Regions from separate parts of the Homo sapiens genome. Here region 2 is linked to region 1. Evidence: read pairs that join two places in POLR2A ChIA-PET (ENCODE). Cell type or tissue: HepG2. All regions are shown on one strand. Links, peaks and the distances in the headings refer to the core of each region. The heading gives the core; the rest is flanking DNA.

Region 1 (15,413 bases), core at 3,971-7,970:
ATCCAGCAGGCAGATGCGGCCCAGGCCGTAGGCTCTGCGGAGGCTGCGGGAGCGGTGTGTGCTCCGCTGGAAGGCATCGTCCGTGTCCTCGAGGTCGGAGCCATCCAATGTGCCCCACTCTGCTGGCCTGAGGGCACCACATGCTGGTCCCGGTGCTAAGGGGGAGCCCCTGCTTGCCTGGGCTCCTGGGACAGCGCCATTTGGGATGGACTTTCCCAGGCCATGCTCCGAAGCCTCTCCCTTTGAACAGGCATTTGACCCCTCTCGGCTCTGAATTCCTTTCAGGACTGAGGACTTCAGTTTCTTAAAGGATCCCATTTTCCGGAAGGAGGCGAGGGTGTTCCATGTGGAGGAGTTCCCCACCAGGACCATGGAGTGGGGCCGCTCGGGGTGGGCACCCGTCCTCTTCCGACTGGTGGAAAAGAGGCGCACAAGCTTGGCTGGGCTGAGTTTGGCTTCCTGGGTGTCCGTGTCGCCACCAGGGCTGCAGCCACAGACTCCATTTCCACACGCAAGGGAGGTCACCATCTTGGCGTCTTTCAGGTCCGAGCCTGCACAGGGGGCTGCGGGGCCTGGCCCGAGGCCGTTTGGGGCAGTGGTCATGTTCTCCAGGCAGGGTGCCCAGGGCCGCACGGCAGCCTGGGTCATGGCCACGGGCACTGCCGAGTCCGCAGACCGCAGCTCCAGGCCTTCATCTCCAGGAATGCCGTCCTGGCACTCACACCTGCCTTGCACATCGGGCTCCTGGGTGGCCACGGGCTGCAGTGAAAGACAAAGCAGGCGGTTTAGCCATTTCCCACGCAGTAGCCCCTCTGCTCACAGAAGAAGAGGCACGCTCCAGCACAGGGCTGGTCAGATGAAAGCTACTTCAAACTCAATTAAAACTGTACATTTCCCCTCCATTCACTTCATAAGTTGAAGGAAAGATGCAAATATACATCCCTGGACAGAGAAGGGTAATTATGGGCTGTGCCACGGACATGAAGGTAAACTCCTGAGCTCACTGGAACCTGTGTAGGTGAGACTAGGAAAAAAACCGCTGGAATGAAAATATCTAGGTATCATTCAACACTATCTTTTCTTCTTATTTGAAATGGAAAAAAAAATAATTAGGAAATACCAAAAGAAAACCTCACAACGATTTCAAAAGCATGACATTAAAATGGCAGCCTGTGTTGAATCCAACATACCGAATACTCAAACCAAGTGCTGGCACACGCAGGAATAAGCATGAGGAGCAGAGATGGAGCCCCACATGCTGGCAGCTGCCTCCTGTCCAGGAGGGCTGAGACGCCCAAACACTAACTGAGAGCCTCACAGGGCCACCTAGACACAGGCGGGAAGGACTCAGCAAGGACATGCCAGGGCAGCCTCTGAGAAGGAAACACATTGGTGGGGGTCTTTTTCCAACTGGCCATACAGCAGAGAGAAGTGAGGATGCTGCTGAAGTATATTAGAAATTCAGGGTTGGGTGCAGTGGCTCACGCCTGTAATCCTAACACTTTGGGAGTCCGAGGCACGTGGATCACCTGAGGTCAGACGTTCGAGACCAGCCTGGCCAATATCATGAAACCTCATCTCTACTAAAAATTCAAAAATTAGCCAGGCGTGGTGATGTGCACCTATAATCCTAGCTACTCGGGAGGCTGAAGCAGGAGAATCGCTTGAACCTGGGAGACAGAAGTTGCAGTGAGCCAAGATTGCGCCACTGCACTCCAAACTGGGCGACAGAGTGAGTGAGACTCCGTCTCAAAAAAAAAAAAAAAAAAAATTCAGAGGTAAGAATTCAAATTAAACAAATTCGGCATCTTTTTCCTCTTCCCACGTGCCCTGACAACCACACACTACTGCACCCATGCCCATCCCACACATCCACTTCCACACCTTCCCCCAATACCTGTATCCATATCTTTACTGCACACACCTGTATACATACTTTCCCACACACCTGTGTCCATGCCTTCCCCACACACCTGTGTCCATCCCTTCCCCTCAGATCTTGTCCATGCTTTCCCCATCATGCACATCTGTGTCCAAACCCTTCAACCCCACACCTGGGTCCATGGCCCTCCCCTGAAAAATGAAAATCCTGCTCCCCCTTAACCTTTCCCATCAGGCCAAGACCTGCTTAGCCTTCAAGTGATAGCCTACATGTCTCAGCCCCCCGTTCTCAATAAATAGTTACTGGATGAATGAATGATAGATTATGATAATAACCATAAAAGACTACCAACTTTTAAGTACTTACTATATGTCAGGCCTCTGCCCTAAGGTCTTGGAAAACATAACGTCACTGAGTACACACAGAAACCTAAGAGGTCACAGAATGACTTGCATTTTTCAGACAACCAGATGGATACTCAGGCAGGTTAGGTCATTTGCCTGGGAGTCCTGCAGCTGTCCCCACAAAGCCCACACTCTTCTCCACTGCAGTAAACTAATGAACAGAGAAGCACAATGGGCATCTGTACCCCAGGCATCTGACTCCAATTCCTGGGCCTCACGACCCTGACTGTAAATAAATCCCAAAAATCTTTAGACATCAGTCAATGCCATTACCTCCAAGGCCACAGAGGCCAAAGGCAAGAGAGGAACAAGAGGAGGACATTTTTTAAAGATCTTGAGATCAGATCCCAATTTAGCGTATCCCTATCAAGTGCAGAATCTGACCCCATGCAAACAGAAACATCTCTCTTCTGCTCCTACGCCCCATGTTCTTGATGGGTTCTATTTTTATTTGCCCCTACATCATTTCCAGTGAGAAGGGATTCCCACAGACAGCCATAGGTAAAGGGTCAAAGAGTTGATTCCACCCGGGACAAGGGAGGCTACGATGACTTAGACCATCAGCCAATTCCATTCATCAGAAGACTGATGGGCTACCACACGCCCTCTGCAGTTTAATGTTCTAATGGAGGAATTAGGGGGCCAGAGGAGCTGGGGGTTACATTTGGATGAGCCACATAAGCAGAGGCTTGAATCATCTCTGCGATGAGACTGGATATGAAGCCTGTAACCAGTTGCAAAGTAAGTTCAACATTTGATATCACCTATCCAACCTCATGTGCTCTAGAAGGGATAGGGAATTTCATTGTTTCAGCATCTCAGAATCATGAAATGAATGAGATTGTTTAATCAAAAGGTCAAGTCCAGTTCACAGGCACTGACATTAGTAGTAATGGTCTTCTTATGACTCGCACTGAATACAGAAGAGAAGGCATGATTTCTGCCTTGTAATTCAGGGGATTAGACAGCTTCCTGACACCACCAGAGGGCACTATAAGACCTTTTATAACCAAGAAGGAAACAAGGGCCCAAGACATGGGAATCGGCCTAACCTTGGTGCTGTCATATGGCTCTTGAGTCAGTCATTTCAGTGATCTGTATTTCAGTGCTGTCTACAGAGGAAGAGGTACCAACATTTATGCATATACCCACTTCATGAGCATCTACTGGGTACAAGCGTCTGTGCGGGTCCCATGAGGAATTCAAGGCAATGATAAGGTAATCGCTCATTCTAGATAAGAAACTGGCAAGAGCAAAGCAACAGTCAACGACACACAGTACAACTGGGAGGCAGTACATTTGGGGGACCAGGTGTCTGACTGACCCAGGAATGAAGGGTATCTCAGGATATGGGACTTTCAGGGTTGAAACCAGCAAAGTTCCTTGCAAATGGGGTAACTGATCACTCTACAGTAAGTAGAACAGTATCATTGGAAGGAAAGCTCAGTGCGATAAATTAGTAAAATTAAGGTGAAAGTGGGTTTAGAAAAGCCTACACATCCTTAATCTAATACCTCATCATTCTTTGAGACGAACTGCAGGTGTCTCCTTCCCCAGGAATTCCTTCCTGAGCCCCCTGCAATGAATGAAATCCCTTACTCTGTGCTTCCACAGGCCTTCAGGCATCTCATCAAATTGTTTTTACCAAAATGGATTATAATGATAGCTTTATATGGCTGCCTTCAAACAAGACTGTGCACTCTCTGAGGGTAAGAATGCTGTGCTTTGCACACTTAGATTTAACTTCGATGTGAAGTCGTATCAGTTATCCTGCCTTGTCTAATCCGTACCAAGGTAAGAAGTTGTTACAACCCACTATGTTTTTATAGAGTGAAGAAGTTGAAATTTTCTAACACTCAGAACTTAATTTCTAGGATTCAGATTTCATAAAACACATGCAAAAAATTGGGGTTTCTAATTGGGACAATATGCTTTTTAAACGACCAGTGACTTAGTATTTTGTTCCTGAGCTGAACAACGTGATTGTTGTGTGCTGCTAAGAATGAAACTGAAAATTATGGAAAAAAAGCCTTTTCCTGGAATTTCTGAGTAACATACCAAGTTGCATTATTTAGAACTAATAATTTGACCTCAATTAACTAACCAAGGGTTGCAATTCAATTAGTGGTTTTGTAGCAAGTCTTATAAATTGTGGGAACTCTGCCAGAGATAGGAAGAGAACAGAACTAAGAAAGAATTTCAGATAGGAATATTGTGAAATCCACTGTCTACAAGCTGGATTCTAGGGTGTATGAACTTTAGAATGAAACTTTTTTTTTTTTTTTTTTGGTGATAATGAGAATTTGCACCAAAAACAAACAAACAAAAAAATGAAACAAACAAACAAAAAAGCTTCTGACCAGTAATTTTTAAATAAAAACTTAAATTTGAAATTCAGGAATATAGAACAGATTAAATGTACAAAAAAGCAGGAAGGTTTTTGTAATATACTCATCATGTACATCAGGAGTGTCTAACCTTCTGGCTTTCCTGGGTCACATTGAAAGAATTGTCTTGGGCCACACATAAAACACACTAACACAACTGCTGATGAGATTAAAAAAAAAATCGCAAAAAAAAAAACCCCTCATAATGTTTTACCAAAGTTTACGAATTTGTGTTGGGCCACATTCAAAGCTTCCCTGGGCCACATGCAGCCTGCGGCCCACTGGTTAGAGAAGCTTGATTTACATGATAACAAAGTGACACTGAAAGAAAACATATTGAAATCCAAAATGCTGAAGGAGTGAGTGCAGACCCTTAAATCACAGCTGCACAGAATGTTGCCCTAGGGAACATGTGACCCCTATTCATGCCAGTGAGGATGCTAGGGCCCAGTGAGGCTGAGTAGCTTACTACCATTGCTGTAGTGACAGCCCAGCAGGGTGGAAATCAGAGGGTCCACCCCAGCACTGCTACCTCCTGGCCAGAACCTGGGGGTCATGCTAGACCCTCTTCCTTCCCTACAGATTACACCAGGTCTAAGCGACTCTACTGCATGCCCACCAGCCCTTTGTCGGCATGGTGGCTGGTGCCTCATTCCCAGCCTGCATTACCTTCCACCTGGATGACCATGGTCTGGCTCACTGCCCACCCATCCTTCACTCTGCTGCCAGAGTCCATTCCACACTGCAGATGGGTGTGTCACTGAACCAGGGTCACTGGCTGCCTGTGGACTTTGAGGAGATGTTGAATGTCCTGTGCCTAATACAGGACGCCTTTCCCTCCAGCAGGGCTGAGCTATTTGTCATGATCCTCACACCACCATGCCTTTGCGAGTTTTGTCTGCTCTCAGGCTCTTTCTCCAGCCATTGTTATCTCTCTGTTTTGGGAACCACAATTCCCAGATTCCTGACAAATGGCTTCTGTCCAGGTTTGGCAGTGGGCAGTGGTGGTGGGAGGTGACTTGAGGGTTGGGGGAAGGGAGTTGCCACAGTATTTTGTGGGCACGTGCAGCAGCTGTGGTGTCTCTGTGGCTCCAGCCCTGCTGGGAAGCTCCTCCCTCCCAGGTCCGAGGTCCTGTGGGCAGCACCAACTCCCAGCTCAAGCAACACGCCCTCTTGTTTACCACTCCAGCCCAGGGGCTGGTAGCAACTTCCTGCTATTGCACTGTCTTCTGTTTCTCAGCTGTATAAAAATAACCCCTGTATTAGATTCTCTGTTTGAAATACCTAGAAACAGTTCTCTAATGTTTCCCACACTGCCCGGTCATTCTGCTTTCCTTGTCTGCCTTCTCCACTAACCTCTCTGAGGAGCATGGAAAGTTCTCTATAGGCAGAAGCCTTGTCTTATTTCACTGTGTTCTCAGCATGTGTCTGTTGAATGACTGGCTGAAGGGGCTGCTGGCTTTGCACATCTCAGGTCTGATACCCCAACATCTGGGCCAGATGGTTCTTTGTTGTGGGAGCAGACCTGTGCTTTGTAGGATGTCTAGCAGCAACTGTGGCCACTGATGCTATTAGGAAGAAGAATTGTAATAAAAAGAGAGAGAGTGCTGAAAACCATGAATGTGCTACCAATTAGTTTCAGAATAGTTTTTCTGAAATTACTGGAAAAAAGTTTTAAGAGACTCAATCTTGCTATGTTGCCCGGGGTGGCCTCAAATTCTTAGACTCAAGTGATCCTCTCACCTCATCCTCCAAGTAGCTGGGATAACAGGTACATACCATGGCCAGTTAAAACCACTGAAATTTATCATTTCCTTTTTTTTGTTTTTGTTTTTGTTTGTTTGTTTTGTTTTGAGACAGAGTCTTGCTCTGTCATCCAGGCTGGAGTACACAGTGGCACAATTTCAGCACACTGCAACCTCGCCTCCCACACTCAAGTGATCCTCCCACCTCAGCCTCCCAAGTATCTGAGATTGCAGGCACATGCCACTATGCCCCACTAATTTTTGTATTTTTAGTAGAGACAGGGTTTCACTATGTTGGCCAGGTTGGTCTCAAACTCCTGACCTCAAATCGTCCTCCCACCTTGGCCTCCCAAAGTATTGGGATTACAGGCATGAGCCACCATGCCCAGCCATAATTTACAACATTCATAAAGAGAAAGCATCCAAGGTCCTAATTTCAGAGATGAAGTTATTCCCCAGGCCTAATGCCAGACACCGTCCTTCCTCTTCCTAGCCCCAATATACATACCTTAGTAAAAGAAAGAAGCCCCCTTACCCTTTGATCTGGTACCTTCAGGGTCTCTCTGTGTAAGGAGTAGGTAAGATGCTTCAAAAGAGCATCTGTAGCTCTGGCGTCACTTAAGTATTCAATCACTGAAGTTCAATGTTTGTGAATTGAAAGTATATGGACAAATGCAACTAGAATAAGCGTATCTTTTGGAAAGGTGTCAATTTCATACAAGCGTGTGATTGTCTTGGCTTGCCTTATGGGGGTTACTGGGCTAAAACACATTCCTGTGGGTGAGAATGGTGTTTCCCCAATAGGGATTCATATTTGCTTTGTCAATCCTCTGGGGTGATGGGGTGCAGAAAACAAGGATTTGCAAAGGCAGGTCTTAGACCACAAAGGAAAATCTTCCTTCTGTGTCTAAAGTTGCAGGTCAGGCTGGTGTAGTGAGAGATGAAAGGGCAGGTAGGTCTGAGCTTGTGCGAAAGATGCTGGCATCCTCCATAATGCCCCTCCCTGCCTGCGTCCCCAACCTCTGCACAGTGACAGCCTCTGAGCTCCTCTTCCTCCAATCTCACAGCAACCTTGGAAGGCTCCAGGGGAGCTGTTGCCAGTCACAGCCCTCAGCCCTGAAGACTGCCCTGCGTCTTGACTTCCTACAGCCATGGCCTGTCCACCACCTTTCTGGTGGTAAACAAGATTGCAGCAGTAACAATGAAGTTCCCGGTTAGGACTACCTCATGCCTGCAACCCATGCCAAAACTGATGTCACCACAAGACTGCACCTCCCCCACATTTACCATTCAGGGCAATGAAAATTTTCCAGATGGATGGCCCTAATCCTGAAGGCACTGTGATGGTCACTGGAGCAAAAACAATGTCTCTGCTTGGCAGAGGCAGACTGGCCCAAATCTGGAGCTGTGTTCACTGAGTTCACAGGCTAAGTCACCCAACAGTGCAGTCAGCACAGAATACCCCTAAAGGGAATGATGTAGCTTTTACATCCACAGCTTAATTAGACATACTTAATAACTGTGTGTAAGAGCATATATGTGTGTTGCATTTTATTTTTGCTGCATTTATTTTAGTGTTCAATTTTTTTGTCTTTGCATAAAATGTGTTTCCAGGCAGAGCCCCAATTTATAGCTTTGCATTCTGAGGAAATGAGATTAATTTTCAACTCAGCTTCCACCCAGCAGCCTATCAGGTCTTAAGGTAGGGGATGTCCCCACAGACCATTTTGCCACTGTTGAGGACAGAGGCCCAGAAGAGGCCCTTTCCCTGTGCTGTGCAATCAAGTGTCTCATCCTCTCAAATTAGTTTTACACATTAAAGCAGTTGCTGAAATGCCTTCTGCTTCTAATTTAAACTGTCTTCTAATTGAACTGAGATTTGCATATTGTTTTCTTGCAAGCCCTCCCTGCCTCTTGGCACACATCTCCTCATTTAGGACATGCACGACAGTCATGTGACATGATGCCACCAATGAACCAAGCCAGAGGTGACCAGCTACTCCTCCTGAACAGGGGTCCCTGGAGCACACACCCCATCTCTCAGAGGCGATCTGTGAGACTTTGTTAGAGGTGGAGGTTCTCATTGCCAGCGCGTCCTCAGGGAGACGCTGTGCTCGAACATAACCAACACACAGAATTCAGGAATACTCTGGTATAATATCCCAGGGACATGGCTCCTTTGACACAGCTTAATAATGTTTTAAATATGTCAGATGCTCAGTGGGGACTGAAATGAAAGCAAGTACTATATTCTGACTTTTGCGAGAAGTTCAAAACCAGCTGAGTTTAGTTGCTAGGAAAACTAAAGAATCACTAATACTTAAATATGTTGAATCTCAAAAAGGAAAGCGGAGATGCAAGATGAGACAAGGTTATGTTACCCTTTACAAGGCAGAAGCAAATGGGAAGTGAGAGTCCCCATGCAACTAAGGAGGGAAACAGATGTGCTGCTGACAACACAGATGCAGGGAACCCAGTGATGACTGGACAACACCAGGGAGCATCCCTCTCAGCAAGACTGAGGGACAGGTGAAGGGGAGGAAGGGCAGCAGCTGAGGCTAAGAATTTGGGGTCAGGGTTCTTTGCTTTGAATTGCTTTGTTATGTGACCTGTGCTAGTCACACAACATCCCTGAACCCAGCTTTCTCCATGGGATCCTAAAATTTCTTTTAGAGCAGTTTCTTTTACTTTTAGAGAAGCACATGCATTGTAAAGAGAAAATTCTCATCAAAATATTAATTATTCTCATGGCGTGACACCTTTCTTGGTAACATGTAAAGTTGATAGTTATAGGTCATTGCTAATAGGGAATGGTATTCTGGGTCAAAATTTCCAGATCCAAAGACGTGAAGCAATCTGTTGAAAAGTCAATGGATTTAAGTTTATTGTACATGCATCTGGCCTTAGGTAAAAGTGTCTATGGAGGTGCAGAAGATGTACCACATGTGCAGGTGGCTGCTTTGGGGTTGATCTGCTTTGTGATTCACAGATGGAAGCACTGCCTACTCCCTGCAGTCATCCTGCTGCCTCAAAGGTCAAGGCCAGATAGAAGTGATGTGCCACCAGGCTCAGTCAGAGATTGGCAAAGATCACCTGAATGCGGATCTGGAGAAGGTGATCGCTTTTCCCAAAGGATGCCTCTGAAACCAAACATATATAAAATGCCATTATTTCATTTCAAAATTAGCTGTATCTTTTCTCCATGAGTATGGATCATACATGCCTTCAGATTCCTTCAACCCTGACTCAGATAATAAATACCAGAAGGTAAAATGTTCTGTAAACTGTTGAACAAGTAGTATTCTAAATATCAATTTTTAAGTCACTTGTTCAGACTTGAAGACACATTTTTTCCTATAAGATTCTCGTATCATCTTCCCCTTCCCACTTAATTTATAATGTAAACAAATTATGTTAAAAATATTAATAGGATCGCTATATTAAAGTTGTTCATTAGTAATATACTAAAATAAATGAAGTCATACTTCTATGAAAAGATGAACTGGATCTTTGACTTAGAAGCTTGAATGGTAGCAGAATGAGAAAAAGGACAGGGAGAAGGGTGTTGTCCTCTTTCTAGGATAAGAAAGACCCTGGCCGGGCATGGTGGCTCACATCTCTAATCCCAGCACTTTGGGAGGCCGAGGCAGATGGATCATGAGGTCGGGAGTTTGAGAGCAGCCTGGCCAATATGGCGAAACCCTGTCTCTACTAAAAATATAAAAATTAGCCGGGCATGGTGGCCCACACCTGTAGTCCCAGCTACTCGTGAGGCTGAGGCAAAAGAATTGCTTGAACCCAGGAGGTGGAGGTTACAGTGAGCCAAGATTATGCCACTGCACTCCAGCCTGGGTTTCAGAGCCAGACTCCATCTCAAAACAAAAACAAACAAAAAAAGACCCTTTGCAGTGTTCCGAAGTGGGTACTGTGTCTCTGGCATCCTGTGACTCTCCTCCCTATGATCATCATCTCTGAGCTGCTCTCATCACCCTCTCACCCCCACAATGTTCCTTAATACAAGCAGTCACTTCAGCCTCCTGACCATCTTCCTCCTCCAACTTCTCCGTGCAGGAGTCTGTCCTTGGTGCTGTGGAGACGGGCCGACCCAAGCAGGGCAGCACACAGGTGTCATCACTGTAACTTCCTCTGCTGCGATGTGCTATTGCACCTAAGGTCAGACCCGCTCCAAGGTCAGCTCCTCTAAACCACCGGCCACATGCCTATCCTCATGGTACATCTACCACATGGTGAGCTGGTTTTGTTTGACTGTTGTTTACTGTGGTTTCTCCCAACGGCAGCAACTTCAGGGGTCAATAACACAAGTGGCTCAGCAAGAGCCCTTACCTATGAAGTAAGCAAGATTCAGGAGGCTGAGCCTGCCTATCCACCAAACAAAGCCAGCCTTTCTTTTTTTCAATATCTGGCAAAGTGACTGCGCAGGCATGTGTTTCAGTGTGACCCACTTAACTGTGTTTAAACTTAATTTAAAAATCAATGCTGGCTTCACCCTTTCCCTCTCCTCTCCTCCCCACAAAACCTGTCAAAGTCTGCTGGTTCATTTCTTTTCCGATTAGAATGTCAGAACTTTAACGATATGGAATCAACTCTCTAAGTCCCAATAGTTCTTCTTAGGCCAAGTATCCTGATGCAACAGAGTCAGGTGGTTTGGCAATAACCAATGCCTCAGTTGCCCCTGGGGTGGTTACATAAGCACTTCAGGACCACATGAAGCAAGGAACGCAGGCAAAGCTACCTACGACTGTCATCATCTGAGTGAACATAGCTTAGAAAGGAACACTGATGTCCTCCATTTAAATGAGGTACCTGTGGTTTGTTTCCCTCGACCTTTTTTTTTTTTTTTTTCTTAAACAGGGTCTCACTCTGTCACCCAGGTTGGAGTGCAGCCTGGTGCGGGCTGGAGTGGCCCAATCACAGCTCCCCACAGCCCTGAACTCCTGGCCTCAAGCAATCCTCCCTCCTTGGCCTCCCAAAGTACTGGGACTACAGGCAAGAGCCACCGCACCTGGCCTCCTTCATCTCTGAACAAGAAAGAACTTCCTATGAGACTTGATTCATTCATTCATTCAGTAAATATTTCCTTGGTCCCTCGTGTCTGAGTGGAACTGGGGTAGACACACTAGTAGGGGAATGGCGAACAGCTGATGAGGTTCAGCCATCAGAGAGCTCCAGCCACGTGGGGAGCACTGGTGTTGTTATGAAGCCTGAAGTGGCCTCCTTCAGCCGACACACGGATGCTCTAATGCCAGAGAAAGGACGGATGTTGGGGTGCAGGGAGCTTAAGACAGAGACCCCAGCTGGAGGACGACAGGCAGGGACAGGGTGGGGGAGCCTAGGCCTTTGATTGGGGTTTACTCTAAAGGTCATGGGAGCCGGCAGCAGAAGTTCTGGCAGCAGAGGCCATCATCGTCAGTGCCACCGGATGAGATAATCCTGGCCGTGGGCTGGGGAGAGGTGATGGGGAGAGAGTCAACATGGCCTGCTGACCAGCTGGACAACATGGAGAGAGGGGAGAGACAGGTGATTCCCACCATCAGGCTGGGTCCAACGGAGATGCACCTTACTAAATAAATACACAATATTTACTAAATAAATAAAAATCCTCAACAAAATCAAGGCTAAAAATCATAGGACTATCTCAACAGATACAGAAAAAGCCTTTGACAAAATTCAACAGTCTTTCATGATAAAAACTCTCAACAAATATGGCATACAGGAATGTTCTTCAACATAGTAAGACCATATATGACAAGTCCACAGCTAATATCATACCCAATAGTGCAAACCTGAAAGCTTTTCCTCTAGCATCAGAAATAAGATAAGGATGTCCACTCTCACCACTTCCATTCAACATAATCCTGGAAGTCCTAGAAAGAGCAAATGGGCAAGAGAAAGAAAGAAAGGCAACCGAATCAGAAAGGAAGAAGTTAAATAGTCTGTTTGAAAATGATGTTATCTAATATACAGAAAACCCTAAAGACTACCATAAAACTGTTAGAACTAATAAACAAATTCAGTAAAATTGCAGGATAAATATCAACATGGAAAAATCAGTTGAATTTATTTTCTTCAGTTGCATTTCTAGACACTAACAATGTACTATCTGAAAAGAAATCAAGAAAACAATCAAATTTGCAAAAGCATCGAAAAGAATAAAATACTTAGGAATAACTTTAATCAAGGAGGTGAAAGATCTGTACACTGAAACCTATAAAACATTGATGAAAGAAACTGAAGAAGACACAAATAAATGGAAAGATATCCTATAAACATGAATTAGGAGAATATCATTAAAATGTCCATACTACTGAAAGTCATCTACAGATTCAATGCCATGGCTATTGAAATTCCAATGAAATACAAAAAAAAAAAAAACCCTAAAATTCATATAGAACCATAAAAGATTCCAGACGGACAAAGCAATCTTGAAAAAAAAGAATAAAGCTGGAGACATCACACTACCTGATTTCAAACTATATTACAAACTTATGGTAATCAAAACCACATATTACTGGTATAAAAACAGACACATAGACCAACAGAATAGAATATGAAGCCCAGAAATAAACCCATGCATACACGGTCAACTTAACTTCAACAAAGGCACCAAGAATGGGGAAAGGATAGTCTCTTAATAAATGGTACTGGGAAAACTGAATATCCACATGCAAAATAATAAAATTGGCCTCCTACTCCAAAAATCAACTCAGAATGAATTAAAGACTTAAACTTAAGACCTGGAACCATAAAAACCGTAGAACAAAACATATGAGAAAAGCTCCTTGACACTGGTCTTGGCAATAAGTTCTTGGATATAACACTAAAAGCGTAGGCAACAAAAGCAAAAATAGACACGAGACTGTATCAAGCTAAAAGGCTTTTCATAGCAAAAGAAACAACAAAATAAGGTAACCCATGGAATAGGAGAAAACATGTGCAAGTCATATAACAAGTAAAGGACTAATACCCATAATAGATGAGGATCTCAAACAACTCATTAGCAAAAACAAACAAAGCCCTCAATAAACAAATAACTCAATCACAAAATGTACAAAGGAACTGAACATTTTTTCAAAGAAGACACACAAATGGCCAAGAGATATATGAAAAAGGTGCTCAACATCAAAATTCTCAGGGAAATGCAAATCAAACTCACAGTGAGATACCACCTCACACCTGTTAGGATGGTTATTATCAAAAAGACCAGAGGTTACAAGCGGTGGTAAGGATGTGCAAGAAAGGAGACCCTCACACACTACTGGCAGGATTGTGAATTAGTACAGCCCCTGTGGAAAACAGCATGGAGGCGCCTCAGAAAACTAAATATAGAACTACCATATGATACAGCAATCCCAATACTGGGTATATATCCAAAAAAACGAAATCAACACCTCAAAAAGACGTCTACACCCCCTTGTTCATGGCAGCACTATTCACAGTAGCCAAGATACGCAATTGACCTAAGTGTCCCTGAATGGATGAATGGATAAAGAAAATGTGGTGTATACACACACAACGGAGTACTATTCAGTCATGAAAAGGATGTCCTGTCATTTGCAGCAACACTGATAAAGCTGGAGGATATTATGCTGAGTGAAATGAGCCAGGCACAGAGAGACAAATACCACATGATCTCACTTAACACGCAGAACTGAAAGCAGAGACCAGAACAGTGCTGTCCTCTCACCTCCTCTGGTGGCCTCCTTTTATTTCATCAAATAACCTTGGCAAGAGCTGTCTTTTCATCTCTTAATTCCCTTACCCCATACTTTTAAGTGCAGCAATCTAGTTTCAACAAAAACGCTGACCTTTTAAAATTAAAAATGAAATGAAATTAAAGTCTTACACCTCTATCTGAGACAACTAAAAGCCTAACTGAGGTTTAATAGAGAAACGGGGATAGCACCTTTAAAATATCTACTCTTGATACCACTGTGATCACATCTGTGTTCAAGTCGAATTCCTGAAATCGGCTTGTCCTGAGTACAGTTCTTGGGCACCTAAGCCAGAGGCTCATGATGTCTATCTCTGCACCTCCGTTAGAATGACCCCTGCATCAGTGCTGAGAGCTCATCAACAGTGGCAGGAACCAGGAAGCCACAGCTGACCCTGACATGCTCCCCTGGAGATTAGACTCTTGTCCAGAAGACAACAAAAACATAGCAATCTCTATTTTCTAGGAACTTTGTGTTTTCCACCCAGTTTTGGTAAAATTCAGATTATAAAGGAAAACACCAATATCCGATCTTCAGTATAAGAGTGAATACAGTATTCACCTCTTGAGACTCTCACTTGACTTCAAATTAAACCAAGTGCGGTAATTTCTGAAGAAGCTGAAACTTTTCTGAACTTTCTCCTTGTTTCTCTCCACACTTAGCAATATCCCTTTCCAGCCAGCTGATTAAAACTACTTAATAAATGGAACTGTCAGGGATTTCTTTTGGCCTATGGGCTCCCTAAAAGTCTTAATGAGAAACCAGGGTGCATGAACTGAGAATGTCTGGGAACCCTCTGGACAAGAAGGTGACACCTATCTGCAACTAAAGATCAGTCTGGAAAGTCCCCACCAGTCTTCTTGATCTGCATGACTAACCGATCCACTGGAGAAAAGCCAATGTGAGCTGTCATCCACATGGGAAGGGAAAATCACTCTTGGAGAACTCAGACTCCACCTATATTCACTCACTGGAGTGCTAGGAGCACTGGGGATTATGAATTACACTGTTTCACTTCAATATTCCTCAGGCACAATCTATATTCTGTATTTTATTCCACAGTGGTGCAACTTGGAATTGGAACCACTTTGCATCTAATTAACAGGAATATGGAACACAGGTTATTATCAGCCTTTTTGGCAACAAAGCCCTCAATTACAGGGAATTTCTGGAAGAAAGCTGATCACTCCCCAGTTCCGTCACTATTCTGGGAGGCCACCAGGTCCTTGATTCTGAACACATTCAATAACTCTGAGCCTCAC
Region 2 (15,413 bases), core at 5,409-9,408, 140 kb after region 1:
GGCAAGAGCTGGTGTCACTCACGGCCTGCAAGAGGACTGCATTTGCAAAAAGGTGCCTTTCTATTCTATTGCCCTAGGGGGTCTCCACTGGCTGATAGAGAACTTACTCGGCTCCCAAGTTACTGGTTGATGCTGTTCTGATCAGCTGGTGAGCACCTCAAGGCTGGAATGAATGCCTGTCCACCTTTGCATCCAGAAAAGTTTTTATTAAGCAAATGAATTTTCACCCTCAACTGTAGGCTATCATTTCTAGTCCAGCATAGAAGGCTTGGGCTATTCCAACCATTAAACATTTAGATTTATAGTCAGAAGCACTTGGCAAAATTACACAAAAAATACTACTCTTATAAAATTACAAAGTAAAGAAGACAGCCCTTCCATACTGAGACGATTTAGAAGTTTTTCTTATTGTATGTAAGTGGGAATAATGCAAAGATCTTATTTTTTTTTTTTTTTTTTTTTTTTTTTTGAGACGGAGTCTCGCTCTGTCGCCCAGGCCGGACTGCGGACTGCAGTGGCGCAATCTCGGCTCACTGCAAGCTCCGCTTCCCGGGTTCACGCCATTCTCCTGCCTCAGCCTCCCGAGTAGCTGGGACTACAGGCGCCCGCCACCGCGCCCGGCTAATTTTTTGTATTTTTAGTAGAGACGGGGTTTCACCTTGTTAGCCAGGATGGTCTCGATCTCCTGACCTCATGATCCACCCGCCTCGGCCTCCCAAAGTGCTGGGATTACAGGCGTGAGCCACCGCGCCCGGCCAAAGATCTTATTTTTATTTTGGCTGTAGTTGAGTATAGAAAAGGCCACAGCTTCCTGTGTATCCCACTGTGGTGGACAAAACTCTCCAAAGAGCAACTCAATCATCTCAAGGTGAATTCTCCATCAGTGTTACCCTCCCCGCCACAGACATCACAGCTAGTTATGCTGTTTTAATAAAGCTAACCTGGTGCATTTGTTAATATATGCCTTTCAAATCACTCCGAGCTCAGCACCAGTGACTGACATCAGGTCAAGCCTGCCCCTGCCACAGAACACTTACGTGCTTATGAGAGAGTAGCTCACTCTTTCTGAACCTCAGCGTCCTCCCCTGTTGAAGAGATATTGCTATCCTTGCAAAGATGTATTTTGGATCCTGCATGTCAAGCAACTAGCAACTAGCATAGAGGTTGGCACACAGTAGATTGCAGTAAGTGGCAGCGGACATCATCCTTGCTATGATTCCAGGTTCCATCCTGATAAAATGAAGTATAAGTCTGCTGGCATGAGTGCAAATGGTGCAGCCATTCGAGACCAATACAGCAGCACTCAGTGAAATAAATAGATATGCATATGACCTATGGCTCATCAATCCCACTCCTGGGAATAGACTCCCAGAGAGCACCAGCACCAGGGAACAGGGCCCAGGTAACTTATTCCAGCATTGTCTGTGGGCGTGGAAAGTGAAAGGCAACCTGGGGTTTAACCCAGGGGGACAGAAGAGAAAAATGGTGAAAAATGGCTGTGAAGCCGACAGGGGAATGAGCTCCAGGACTGCCAGCAACATCCAGTGGTCTTTAAAACATAGTGTGCAATTTTTAATTTTTTTTAAATTTATGCTTACTTTTTATTTATTTATTTTTTAAGAGACAGAGAGTCTTGTGCTGTCACCCAGGCTGCAGTGCAGTTGTGCAATCATAGCTCACTACAGCCTTGAACTCCTGCGCTCAAGCAATCCTTCTGCCTTGACCTCCCAAAGTGCTGCGATTACATGCATGAGTCATCACACTGGGCCAGCTTTTTTTTTTAGTAAGAAATAGAATGAGACCTACAGCCTCATACTATTGATGTGAGTTTATGATACTTACAGACATGCTACAACACTATATTTCACAGATGCATACATATCCAAGGACATAAGTGCTTAGGCTGGGAGGAGAAGAGTGAATGACAGTGGGGAGTATAAAGAAGTGGGAAAAAAAGATAATAAAATAAAATAAAATAAGAGAAGGGCCTCATATAGATTACCGGTGAACTTTGTATGATTAACTCAACTCTTCACTTTTTGTCCCCTCCAAAAACCAAAAAAGTGGTGGTCTCTCATGCATGACTTGGACAGATCTACCTGAAAGGAGTCAAATTATTGCATCAATTAGGCCAACAGCAAGGACAAAATGGAGGTCTTTGACAGTAACACTATGTGTTCACTCATCTTTACATCCACAGCACCAAGCATATAATAGACAGGAAATAAATGCTTAGATGAATGAATAGAACAAAACTTGTTGATATTCATGCAGGTATTTTCCTCCTTTCCTTACCAGAGGATGACAGAACCCTCGGAATGACAAAAGGGAGCATTGGGAACTTATTAGGAGGTACGTGTGTTTCCAGGAGGTGAGGGGACAGAAGACAGGTGCACTGGAAGTGGTTTCCCAAATGTCAAGAGAGTTGCCTAACTCTTTGGAGGAAGATAAGACTCCAAGAAACAAAATGATTAAAGAACAGCCCACGAGGCATACAGTAATGCACAACATTAACATGTGCGATGGACGTTCCACATGCCATAGGGCACAGAAGATGAGTCTGTGCCCTACACTGTTACCTACAGGCTGAGGTGTACAATATGTCATACAGTGTCACTGATACTCTGTGACATCAAGGCCACCGATGAAATCTCAGATCTACCTGTAAATTTAAGGGGAAGTTACCTTCTTAGGTGGTGTGCGGCCTGTCCACACTAATGGGTCCCAGAGTCCAGCCTGACTGGCTTGACTTCCCACCTGCTGTGTGTGCGCAGTGATCCCCATCCTCCCTTCCCACCAATTCTGTATTTATGTGGCAAGATTGTAGCTTTTGAGTGTTTTATTCATTTTGAGTGATGATGCATGTGATGGTGTCAAGGTGACTTGGGCCCAAGCCGCCAAAGCTTTTGTTCTCATTTCTAGTAAGTCGTTGGTTCCTGCTTATTCTCTTCACAGCCCATTCATTCCATAGCAGGGAATGTTCCCACTTGCTGTGATGTCCTGAGCCATTTGTTTACAGCAGTAAACCTTACTGGGGTGTGTTTCAGGAATTTGATTCTAGGCGCTGCTGTTTTGACATACGGTCATGTGAAGGAGAAGAATCCTTTTATGGCAAAGAAGAACACTGGGGTTAAAAGGCTTTGAGATTTAGATTTGCCTGTTTTAGATAAAAGACCCAAGAAGTAATTTCTTCATAATTCACAGTTCACTTTCTCACTTCTCCAGCTGGGTGATGTTGAATATTTTAATATAAAATTCCTTCTAATTTTGGTTTCATTTCCATTTTGAGGCACTGGAGTTTAAAACTACAAATCAATTCCTAAGCAAGAAATGCTGTTAGACCTTAACTTGAAAGTCAGCATCTTCAGATATGCTGGTTGGGACACGGGTTGACTTTGTGACTTACTGTAGACAGTGTATGAGTATCCCCATCCTCACGGGAGAGTCAAGTAAGGCCCAAAAGGTGAGAGGCGAAATGGGGAGATGTAATCAGAAAGTACAAAATTGCAATTCTATAAGATGAGTCCAGAGACCTAATGTAGGCAGGAGGCTGTAACTAATGATATATAATTGCACACTAGCACTGTGCCAAGGGAGATTTTAGATAAAAAAGAAGAAAGAAAGAAAATAAAGTAGAGCCCAGGAAAGAACTGGACCCCATACTTGGCAGGAAAAGTCTCTCCCTCAAGCCGTCAGGACCCCCCTGTATTACTAGCATTTGCCCATCCTGCCTAGTCTCAGGTCGGGATCATCAGCTGAAACTTCTAGACAAGACTCTGAAAGCAATCTGCAACCAGGTAGCAGGGAAAGTTCAGCCAGAGTCTTTCAAATGGAAAAGCCCAGACCGGGAGTCCTCTGCTCTGCTCCATCTCTGACTTCTCTGCAATCCATTCTGCAGCAAGAAACCAGGGTGATCTTTTCAGAGTAGCGTGGATCATGTCACCCCCTCAGCTCTGTTTCACCTCATTCAACAGTTTCCCAGTGTTCTTGGTTTACCAATAAAACTGCACCGTAGCGGACAAGGCCCTGGATGGCTGGATCCTGTTTACATCTCCAGTTCTACTTCACACCCAAAGTCTCTCCTGCAGCCATGTGGGCCATCTACATCCCGTGTTCCCACATGCCTCAGGGCCTAGGCACCCGCTGCCCTCCCCCGAACTGCTCCCCCTCTTCCCTTCTGCCACTGCCTCCTACTCATCCTCCGTTATCAGATCAGTACCACCTCCTCCAAGAAGCCCTCTCCAATTTTCTGGTTAGGCCAAATCCGGTGAACTGTGCCCTACATCTTCCTTTAGAACAATTCCCAGTTGGAATTTCATATATTGGGTGATGATACAGTTGTCTGTTTTTCCACTGAATGGTAATTACCAAGAAGCTGTGCCCATCTCCCAAACTGTTGGGTCCACAGTACCCAGCATGGTAAATGAGGATACAGGATGTCTATTTAGTCATTGACTGAATGGGGGGATGAATGAATAAATGAATGAGCAAGCCAGGGCTGAACCCCATCACACAACTGGGATAACAGCCTTGGCATGGAATGGGAAGGTGAATGTACACTGATGGGCTATTGACAGCAGAGTTATGCACTTAAGAGTATGACTTTATGGACTAGGGCGACAACTGCTTCCTAAACACACCTACTGGGAAATGGAGATCTAGACTGAGAGTAACAACAAATAACAACTGCCCAGGCCTGCTGCTGTCAGCACCATGCTGGGACCCTCACTCACATTATTTCTAGAGGTTAAGTGAGCATACTTAAAGTCACATTATGTCAGAAACTTGGCTCCACTAGTCACTAAAAGTATGTCTTAATTAGTGAAGTGCCCCAGGCCTGTTTTCTCATTTGTAAATGAGACAGTAACAGCATATACTTCAGACTGTTACTGTGAGTCTTCAATGAGCTACCATCTGTAAAGCCCTTACCATGGTATTTGGCAAACACCAAAAATATCAAAACTACTATCATGCCCATTTCAAACACAGGAAAACTAGTAAATGGTTGGGTCAGAACTCAAACAGAGGCGTGTCTGGCTCCAAAGTTTTGCCTCTCTTGATCCTGCTTGGTATGAGGGTGGGCAGCACCAAGTCTCTTGGCTGAAGGTCTTTGGTATTTGCAGGTGAGCTAGGCTGGCACTGCTGTGGGGGCGAGCAGGTGGCAGGCAGGCAGCTGTGCAGAGCTCTGACACACGTGCAGGAGGAGAGCAGGCATCAAGTGGTGGGACTGGGAAACTCCATGAAAACTCATGGACGCTGGGACCGGTTTGCAAAGTTAGTGTGGGGTGAGCAAGAAGCTGACAATCGCAGGCCAAGCCTTGAAGGTCCTCAGATCAAGGCTGAGATCAAGCCTGGGGTGGGACAGGGCCTGCAAGAGAGAAGGATGTGGGACCAACCAAGGGAACAAAGAGTTGTGGGCCCCAGAGCAGACCAGTTCTCACAACAGCAGTGGGACCACCTCCCGAGGTTTCAAGCCATGGGGTTGGACAGCAAGAGGAGGAATGTAACCTGCACCTAATATTGGAGATGGGCATGCATTTTCCTGTAGAAGTATGGATTATACACGGTCCTGGGGCCTACAGCATAGTGTGTGCCGCTCTATAATACACTGTGACCTGAATCTTCCAATATGAATCCAAATTCCATATTCTGTTTTGTCTTTTTTTTTTAAATTTTATTTTAGATCCAGCAGATCCCTGTGCATGTTTGTTACGGGGTATCTTGTGTACTGGTGGGGACTGGGCTTCCAGTGTCCATTCTCCAAATGGTGATTGTACCTGATAGGAAATTTTTCTTCCCTCACCCACTCCCTTCTTCCCCCATTTTGGATTCCTGAGCATCTATTATTTCCATCTTTATGTCCGTGTGTACTATATCTGTTCTTTCGTTCCAGTATGATCACATGTACTTGTCAACTCATGGATCCCAATTTTGGGTTCAGAGAACATGGCTCCTGTAACTATAGTTAACCTCTACTGTGAATTAAACCAGCTCTTGTGGACTGGGCTCTTTTTTTTTTTTTTTTTTTTTTTTGACATGGAGTCTCGCTCTGTCGCCAGGACTGGGGCTATTTCTCGTAGGAAAATTTGTTCCATGTTCCAGATAACTTATGGAATGGAACCCTAAGGCATGGCCTGCATGGTAGAAACAGCTATTTGCTATTAAGTTCAACTGTGATGTGTGGTGCCCTTCCCAGACATTCTTTTATTTTCTTCTAAGCCACCAGAGATCGTATTTTAACAAAAATAATAATAATGAAAACTGGCTCGTTAAGAAACCCAGGGTCCCCTCAACAACATATGAATCAAAGGGAAGGACTTTGCCGTATCCCCCTGGAAAGCCTGTCTTAGGAATAAGGCGAGGTTGAAGAGCCGATCTGCTGCAATGACTGTGTCAGCCCATCTGGCCGTGAATCCAAGAGGACTAGGGGACTCCTGTCCACCCTGCATGTAAGAGGACCTTGCTGGAACACGCCCCCTGGGACTGCCTTCTGCTTGACTTCCACCTGCTTTTCTGGGGGTAACTTCCTTTTACATAAGAGTGACTCTCTTTTGTCTCTAGGTGTTTTCTCTTCTTGTGAGCGGATCCTTCCTTCCTTCCCTGTCCTTGCACCTCCCTGTGTCCCCATTGTCTTCGTTTCTGCATTTTGCATCCCCCACAGCACCACCCCAGACCCCGGGTCACCAGAGCCACAAGACCCTCAGTGGCCTGGTTTCCTGTCCCGGGGTCTGCTGCTTCGTTCATATTCACTCTTCTCAGTTAACGAGGAGCTTTGTTTCACTTTTGGCACAAATAATATCAAAACAACAATTGAGAAGCAAAACATCAAAAACAAATCCAGGCACTTGGCCATCCTTTGGGACAGCTGTTTTCATTGTCTGTTCCCCTCGTCCTTGCCCAGTTGCAGATGTGCTTTCCCATTGATTTATTTCATCATCCCTTAGTCTGTCACTCAGGGACGGAGAGTCTGCCAGGCACGGGGCTATAACCTGGCACACAAAGATAAACCACTCATTTCCCAGGAGTTCAGGCTGCATAGTTAATAATCAACTTTTAAGAACTGCACCTGTGGCAGTTCTTAAATGATAAAAGCATGTACACTGCTGTTTCTGTTGTTTTCCTCAAGAATTTCTAAGAACTTCTCAGTCAAGAATGCACATCAGTGGTGCTTATTACCTTAATGAATTTCAAAGTCCTCTTTTCTCTGTTTTACAAGTGGGGAAACGTGTTTCCGTGTGAGAGGAAAACAAAATGGTCAGCTTAGTTTGGGCAGCACATTCTTAAGATATCAATGGAAACAGAAGGTGTTTCCACCGCATGATTTGCTAGATTTAGTTTTTTCCCCCATTCTAGACTATTTTTGGTCCTAATTCTTCTGCAGAAATTATTTCTTCTATAGAAATCTCTCTTCTCCCAGGAGAGAGACATCAATAAAGGGAGACAGCGTGGCGGCAAATGCTTTCAGGCCCAGCTCTCCTTTCCACCCACAGGCTGCTGCAAGACCAGCGGCAGAAAGAACAGTGCTTCCCGTCCACTTTTTTTGCACTCCAGAATTGGAGGTCAAGGTGAAAAACTGTCACTCATTTTACCTCCAGCTGAAATTACAGACAACAGTCATGTTTCTTTGAACTAAATACTTAACTTTTAAAAAGCGGGATAAGCAACGTTGTCATAACTTTTCCAGTTCTGTGAAGTAGAAACAGTGCCAGCATTATGACTAATCTCATCAGCAAACCCAGCTAGCTGGTATCAAAATGTCATGGGGTCATTTGAAAAAAATAGGACATTTTAGCAATTCTAATTAAGTCTTGAGTTTATTTAAACCCTTGGCTTAATGAAAAGATTTTTCCCCTTTATTAACATTTGTTTTATTTTTACTTTTATTATTACAAGACTTTCTGTTGCCCAGGCTTATTCATTATTTCAGCCAACAAATATTTACTGAGTGACTACTATTTGCCAAACCGAGATCCAGGCTCTGGAGATATAATTATGTAAAATAAGCATGAGGTCTGTGCTTTCATAGAACTGATATTTTAGTGGGAGATTAACTATGAAGAAAAACTAAATTAATACTAAAATGTTAGAGAGTAATAGTAGCTACATACAGATTTAAAATAGTGCTGTGATGAAGAGTAACTGGGTGGTCAAGAAAGGCCTCTAGCAGAGCAGGACTGGGGCACAGGACCTGGGTCTACCATGTTCAGTTAAGTATGGCCTAAAGGTGCCTCCTCACATATTCTAACCTTGGCCTAAGGGTTTTTCCATACAGAGGAAAACATAACCAAACTGCAGGTGTAAACAGACTGTAACTTACTTTGCATCAATCACAGAGTTTCGCCAATCACAGGCAGCCAACTGTTCAAATAAGGCAAATGCCAAACTGCACCCAGCCTAGCTGTGTCTGTGCCTTACTTCCCTTTCCTGTATGTCTCCTTCCTTTTTCTGTCTAGAAATCCTCTCTGACCACGTGGCAGCATGGAGTTGCTCCAAACCTATTCTGGCTGGCTAACAGGAGGTTGTGCTGCCCAATTCAAGAATCTTCCTCTGCTCAATTAAACTCTGCTAAATCCAATTGTCTGAAGTTTTTCTTTCAATGGCCACCAGGATTCAGTTATTTGAGCAAGTTCCCTAATTCCTACAAGGGTTTTTTTTTTAATCACTTTACTCCTCATTGGTAAAATTTAGATAATAATAACTCCTAACTCACAGGATTGGTGCAAGATTTAAGGAGTTAATGTGTGTTAGAGCAGTGCCTGATACATAGTAAGTGCTGCATAAGGGACAGTCATCATGAGTACAATTAAATGTGCTAAGCATATACACCCAGGTTCATAGCCATACTATTCACAATAGCCAAAAGGTGGAAGCAACCCAAGTGTCCATCAATGGATGAATGGTAAAAAAAAAATGTGGTCTATTCATACAACAGAATATTATTCAGCCTTAAAAAAGGAAGGAAATCCTAGCACATGCTACCACGTGGATGAATCTTGAGTTAAATAAACCTGTTACAAAAGGACAAATACTGTGTGATTCCACTTATATGAGGTACCTAGAGTAGGCAAATTCATAGAGACAGGAAGTAGAAGGATGGTTGCCAGGGGCTGGGGAGAAACGGGCATAGACAATAGTGGTTTAATGAAGACAGTTTCAGATCTTCAAGATGTCCTGAAGATTGGATGTACAAATGTGAATGCACTTAACATTACTAAACTGTATGCTTAAAAATAATTAAGATCGAAAATGTATGTGCATCTTACCACAAATTTTTAAGAAGTGCTAAGTGTAAATTACAATGTGAAATAAGAATCAGGGTAGAGACAGGGAGTAGCAGCTGTACAGCAGCAAAGTTTATTGTGGTGTGCAAGGCTGCACATCTCCAAGAATTTCCATTTATGTCTTGGTCTACGTAACTGGCACACCAGAGGTGCTCAGTTCACAGCCTTCCTGAATATTCATGGTGTTTCAGACTATTTCTCCCTCCCACATCTCCCTGAGGTGTTAGTCAAGGTTCTTGTTGCAAGCAACAGAAACTAGCAGGAGAGAAGTTTATTTAAAAGATATTAGATGGCTTGAGAACTAGGCTCAAGGCCAAACTTCCAGGAAAGACCCAAAATCATGCTGCAGTAAAGGCCTGATGAGAAAACCATGCCATTGACCTCACTAAGTCCTAAAAGCTTTAAGGACTGGCCTAAAGTCCACTTACTCAAATGTGGCAGTAGCTGCTATGGCCACCGGCACCAATGTCACCTGTGTGTGAGGACAGACTGCCACTCCCAAGAACTGCATGCCTCAGCTGCCACTGTCACAGGCAAAAATGAATTCCATGTGGAACTTCCTCCTTCAAATTTCTAACATATGACAGATAGGTATAGACAGATATTTATATTGTATCAAATAGAAAACAAGTAACAAAATTACATGCAGGTGAGTCTGACTGATGGCGCATAAGCCACTTGCCTGGGCCCTAGTTGATGAAGAGGCTGGCATGGTGAGTTTTCTCAGTTCTATCTTGGGGTAGTGGGATTCACAAACCTAGAAATTTTTTTTAAATTGCAAGGTGAACAGTACAGAGCAGCTGAAACCTTGACAAATGTCCACTACAGTCCCCCACTTGGCCTTCCAACACCAACATACAATCTTCTACACTTCAACCTAATGATCATGACGTTATCCAGAAAATGGTCAAATAACTCACCATTGCCTTGGATTAAAAAAACTGGACATTATCAAAATATCGGTGATCCCTATGAAAATCTATAAATTCATAGAGACAAGATCTACGGGATCAATGTTGGACAGGTTCAGCTTAAAATGCTAAAGGAACCCCACATATAGAGTTTGCGAGTTTACCTGGTTTTCACATATGGGCTGGAGTCATCTGTGCATTAGGTTTAGTTTTGGATGAGATGACCAAGGATTCAACTTAGACTACACTTAAGGGGATGTAAAAAAAAAAAAAAAAAAGGAGCCAACAGTAGACACTGAGGAGGAGCCATTGCAACTCAGAGGAACCAGGAAAAAGCGATGCCGAGGGAGGAGAGGCTCCAAGGGCATCGTAGGTGCACAGAAGTGATGAGATTGAAGAGGAAAATCATCTCTGGTTTGGCAAGCAGGTCACTGGTGATGGCCCAGAAGGCAGATTCAATGAAATCCAGAAGGCAGATTCAATGAAATCATGGGAATGGAAGCCAGGATTCTGGGGACTGAGCTGTGTGTGAGCAGGAGGGGCTGGAGAGGCAGTGAGTCTAAACAACCGTGTCAGGAGGCTCATCTCTAAAGTGAAGTAGGTGCATCAGAAGCCCTGATAGAACAGGATGGCCCATGTCCAGCCCTGCCACGAGCACATACTGTGAAGATCCACCTGCCTCAGGCTCAATGCGAACATTAATCATCTATATTCCCAGTTCATACAAATGCTTGATTTCCCATTTATCTTTCTGCAAAGTCCATTGAGTTTATCCAGGTAGAAAGATTTTAAAGACAGTTTCTCTTCTGCTGTACGGTACTTAAAGAGAGACAACAGTTTTGGCAATGACTTGAGGGCTTTTAAAAATTAATTTTCAGCATTGATTCTACATTGTTTGTTCTGTATGTCTAGGGTTAGTTACAAGCCATTTTACATTCTAAGAACACATTTAGCCTTTGAGAGAGAACAGCTTTTCTCTCATGTACTTGTGTGTTCAATTTTGTACTTTCTCCAATTCACTCTTCCTTAATATTCTTGATTGGACATGTGCACTTCTTTTATCTTCTACAAAAATGAGAAGACGGCATATGGATTGAATTATTAATACAGCAAGCACATGTTACATCTTTATGCCAACACCACCACCAATACCTTGCCATAACCAGCCACAAATTCTTAAGAGCTCTAGCTGTTAGAGCACTCGAGTCAGCTGTTTTAAAGTGCACACGGGGAGAATCATCTTGCTCAAAAATTCCTTAAAGTCTTACAAAGTTAAAACTTTGCTTAACATAAAAACAGAGCTTCCAGGCATCCAGAAAAACAGCAAAGTGAGTGACAATGCCAAGAGCCTCCTCCTCACTAAATGCCCTTACTTAGAATACAATGAAAAATGTTTATCAACAACAATGCCAGCAAGGAACATTAAATCTGATGTGATTCAATGCAGGGTGTGCCTGTTTGTATGTACGGTCAGACACCAAAGGAACAAGCTCCATACTACAGAGGGCTGAGTCAGACCAGAGGTCACATCTCTGCGTGCTGGTTTTCCCTAGTTCCACCAGACAGAAGCGATTGAGGATACAGGGTGAGGTACTTTATTTCTAAGCCTTGGCCTTCTCATCTGTAAATTACAATCAGACCCACTTCACAGAGTTGTTATGAGAGTTAAAGACAACAATGCAGATAAAGGTTCACTCTAATGCCTTGCACCAATAATGGTGGTGGTGGTGATGTTATTATTCCACTTAAACACAGTTTCCTGAAGTTCAGCATAGCAGGCTAAGCTCCAACTAGCTTCTGGATCACTTCAGACAATGTCTGGCTTCCCACCCTTTGGTCTTGCTGCCCTCCATTCCAATGTGTCTACTATGAGTCCTAGGGCTCAGGTGACTCCACTGAGATGCAGCTGTCTCCTCTACAAAGGAATCATATCTCATCATTCAAGCAGTTTATGACTGGGCTTAAGCACTAGTTTTCTACGCATCCCTAGTTCCTCTGGTCATACTAAAGTCCTCCCTGAACCATGAGTGCATTCATCATGGTTCTCCAGGGAAACAAAACCAACAGAATATATACACAGATATAGACATTAACACAGACGTAGACATATACATAAAGGGAAGGACCTGACGCCTACAATTGTGGAGGTCAGCACGTCCTAAGATCTGCAGCACGAGTTGGCAGCCTGGAAACCTGGGAGAGCTGAGGACATAGTTCCAGTCTGAAGGCCGGCAGTTCTGAGATCCAGGAAGAGCTGCTATTTTGGTTTGAGTCGGAAGGCAGAAAAAAACCAGACGTGCCAGTTTGAAGACAGTCAGGGAGGGGGAATTCTTCATTACTTGGGGGAGGGTCAGCCTTCCGTTCTATTGAGGCCTTTAACTGATTGGAAGAGACCCACCCAAATTAGGGAGGAAAGTTGACTTCACTCAGTCTACTGATTTAAATGTTAATCTCATCCAAAATCATTCTGACAGAAACACACAGAATAATGTTCAACCAAATATCAGCACCCTGTGGCCCAGTCAAGTTGACACATAAATTTAATCATCACAATAAACACATAGTCCCAAAGTAAGGCCGAAGCTAATCAATCAGTAAAGTTCTATTGGCTCAGAGTAGACACAACCCAAACCACGACCAAAACACACCAGAGACGCCAAGTACATGGACTTCTGGAAAGAGATATCTCCTCTCTCTCTTCCTTTCAATTGGGGGGCCATCCCTACCCTGAGGGAAGTGAGCATATGGTAGGGGGGCGGCAGAGGAGGCAAGGAGAATCCCAGAGAAATGCTGCAGCCCTGGTCAGCCACGCATCAGGGCTAATTTCCTCGGACATTTCTGTTGCCCAAGCAGACCCATCATGTTTACCGTGCAAACCAATTTGGATGGGTTTTCTGTCACCTGCAAGATGAAGTCTAACTGCTCTACTCTGACACTGGAACCGTTTTAGTCCACAATCTGCCCCTGCTCCTGAACTCTGTACTCCAAGCAAGCAGTCAGTATGTGAAACACCGTCCAAGCTAAACTATGTTCTTGGAGCTGAGAAGATGTTCCTCAAATGTCCATGCTGCCTAGCCTTACCTCTATCCAATGAGTTACTTGCCAGAGACCCCTCTACCGCACTCCCACATCTCAGATAGGAATGCCCTCCCAGAGTGAACTCACATTGGGGACCTTCCTTTGGCCTCTGAGATTTGCAGTGTTGGTCACCTTTTGGGGTCAAGCCCTCAATCCTGCCATTTCCCAACTTTCTCACTGTCACAACGGTCAGTGCCATTTGGTCTTAGATTATGTACAAATGATAGAATTATTGAACTGGTAATATTACATGAATAACAGAATAAATGATCAAACAAAGAACAGTTGTTGGCAGGATAAATGCTGTACGTGTTCAAACAAAAATAATGCATGTTAGGCATGCACCCCTGGAATGTAAAATTAAGAAAAATAAAAACAAAGTTAAGTCCTGGCCAGGGCAATCGGGCAAGATAAATAAATAAAGGGCATCCACATAGGGAGAGAGGATGGCAAATTATCGCTGTTTGTAGACACATGATCCTATATCTAGGAAACCCAATCTCAGACCAAAAGCTTCTTAACCTGATAAACAACTTCAACAATGTCTCAGGATGCAAAATCAATGTGCAGAAATCACTAGCATTTTTACATACCAAAACAGTGAAGCCAAGAGCCAAATTACGAATGAATTCCCATTCACAATTGGCAAAAAGAGAACAAAATACCTAGAAATACAGCTAACCAGGGAGGTGAAAGATCTTTACAAGGAGAACTACAAACCACTACTCAAATAAATCAGAGATGACACAAACAAATGAAAAACATTCCATGCTCATGGATGGGAAGAATCAACATTGTAAAAATGGCCATACTGCTCAAAGCAATTTATAGATTTAATGCTATTCCTATTGAACTACCATTGAGATTTTTCATGGAACTAGAAAAAAATATTTTAAAATTCATATGAAATCAAAAAAGAGCCCAAACAGCCAAGGCAATCCTAAGCAAAAAGAAGAAAAGTGGAGGTATACGCTACCTGACTATACTACGCAAGAATATACTACAGGGCTACAGTAACCAAAACAGCTTCTGCACAGAAAAATAAACTATCAACAGAGTGAACAAACAACCTACGGAATGGGAGAAAATATTCACAAATATGCATCCAACAAAGGTCTAATATCCAGCATCTATAAGGAACTTAAACACATTTACAAGAAAAAACTTCATTAAAAAGTGGGAAAAGGACATGAACAGACACTGTTCAAAAGAAGACATACATGCGGCCAACAAACATATGAAAAAGAGCTCAATACCACTGATCATTAGAGAAATGCAAGTCAAAACCACCATGAGATACCATCTCATGCCAGTCAGAATGGCTATTACTAAGGCTCTCACTGCATAAGAATGCAAGTCAAAATAGTCCAAAAATAACAGATGCTGGTGGAAATAACAGGTTGTGGAGAAAAAGGGATGCTTATACACTGTCAGTGAAAGCGTAAATTAGTTCAACCACTGTGTAAGACAGTGTGGTGATTCTTCAAAGACCTAATGACAGAAATATCATTTGACAAAGCAATTTCATTACTGGGCACATACCCAAAGGAATATAAATTGTTCTATTATAAAGACACAAGCACGTGTATGTTCAGCACAGCACTAATTAACAATAGCAAAGACATGGAATCAACCTAGACAGATTGGATAAAAAAAGTATGGTACATATATACCATGGAATACTATGCAACCACAAAAAAGAACAAGATCATGTCTTCTGTAGGGAGGTCATTATCCTTAGCAAACTAGCAGGAACAGAAAACCAAATACCACATGTTCTCACTTATAAGGGGGAGCTAAATCAGGAGAACTCATGGACACATAGAGGAGAACAAAACACCCTGGGGCCTATTGGAGAGTGGAGGGTGAGAGGCAAAGAGGATCAGGCAAAGTAACTAATGGCCACTTGGCTTAATGCTTGGGTGATGAAATAATCTGTACAACAAACCCCCATGATACAAGTTTACCTATCTAATGAACATACACATGTACCCCTGAACTTAAAATAAAAGATAAAAAACAATTTTAATTAAAAACAAAACAACTATAATCCTAGCACTTTGGGAGGCCAAGGCATGCAGATCACCTGAGGTCAGGAGTTCGAGACCAACCTTGCCAACATGGTGAAACCCCATGTCTACTA

Evidence for each region. Peaks named below come from ENCODE experiments on the same cell type or tissue, not always from the same donor. Only the 100,000 strongest peaks of a DNase experiment are listed, where the experiment ranks them.
Region 2: POLR2A ChIA-PET joins it to region 1 with 8 read pairs; 3 of 35 experiments call an interaction of 5 or more read pairs at or near these places.

Annotation. Positions count from the first base shown.
Region 1 is chr13:24,208,165-24,223,577 of GRCh38, reverse strand. It overlaps SPATA13 (spermatogenesis associated 13), which reads right to left. Exons shown (of 13, transcript NM_001166271.3): 2 at 1-759. The coding sequence starts at 648. Among named protein-coding and RNA genes, the nearest start is that of SPATA13-AS1, 39 kb to the left of the region's middle. RefSeq lists enhancers at 1-319, 2,193-2,487, 5,753-6,032. In HepG2, for the core only: no CTCF peak of the experiment used is centred there; DNase peaks (open chromatin) are centred at 5,447 and 5,797.
Region 2 is chr13:24,067,883-24,083,295 of GRCh38, reverse strand. It overlaps a transcript of SPATA13 not described here. Among named protein-coding and RNA genes, the nearest start is that of SPATA13, 85 kb to the left of the region's middle. In HepG2, for the core only: no CTCF peak of the experiment used is centred there; a DNase peak (open chromatin) is centred at 6,975; H3K4me3 peaks cover 1,339 bases; H3K27me3 peaks cover 183 bases.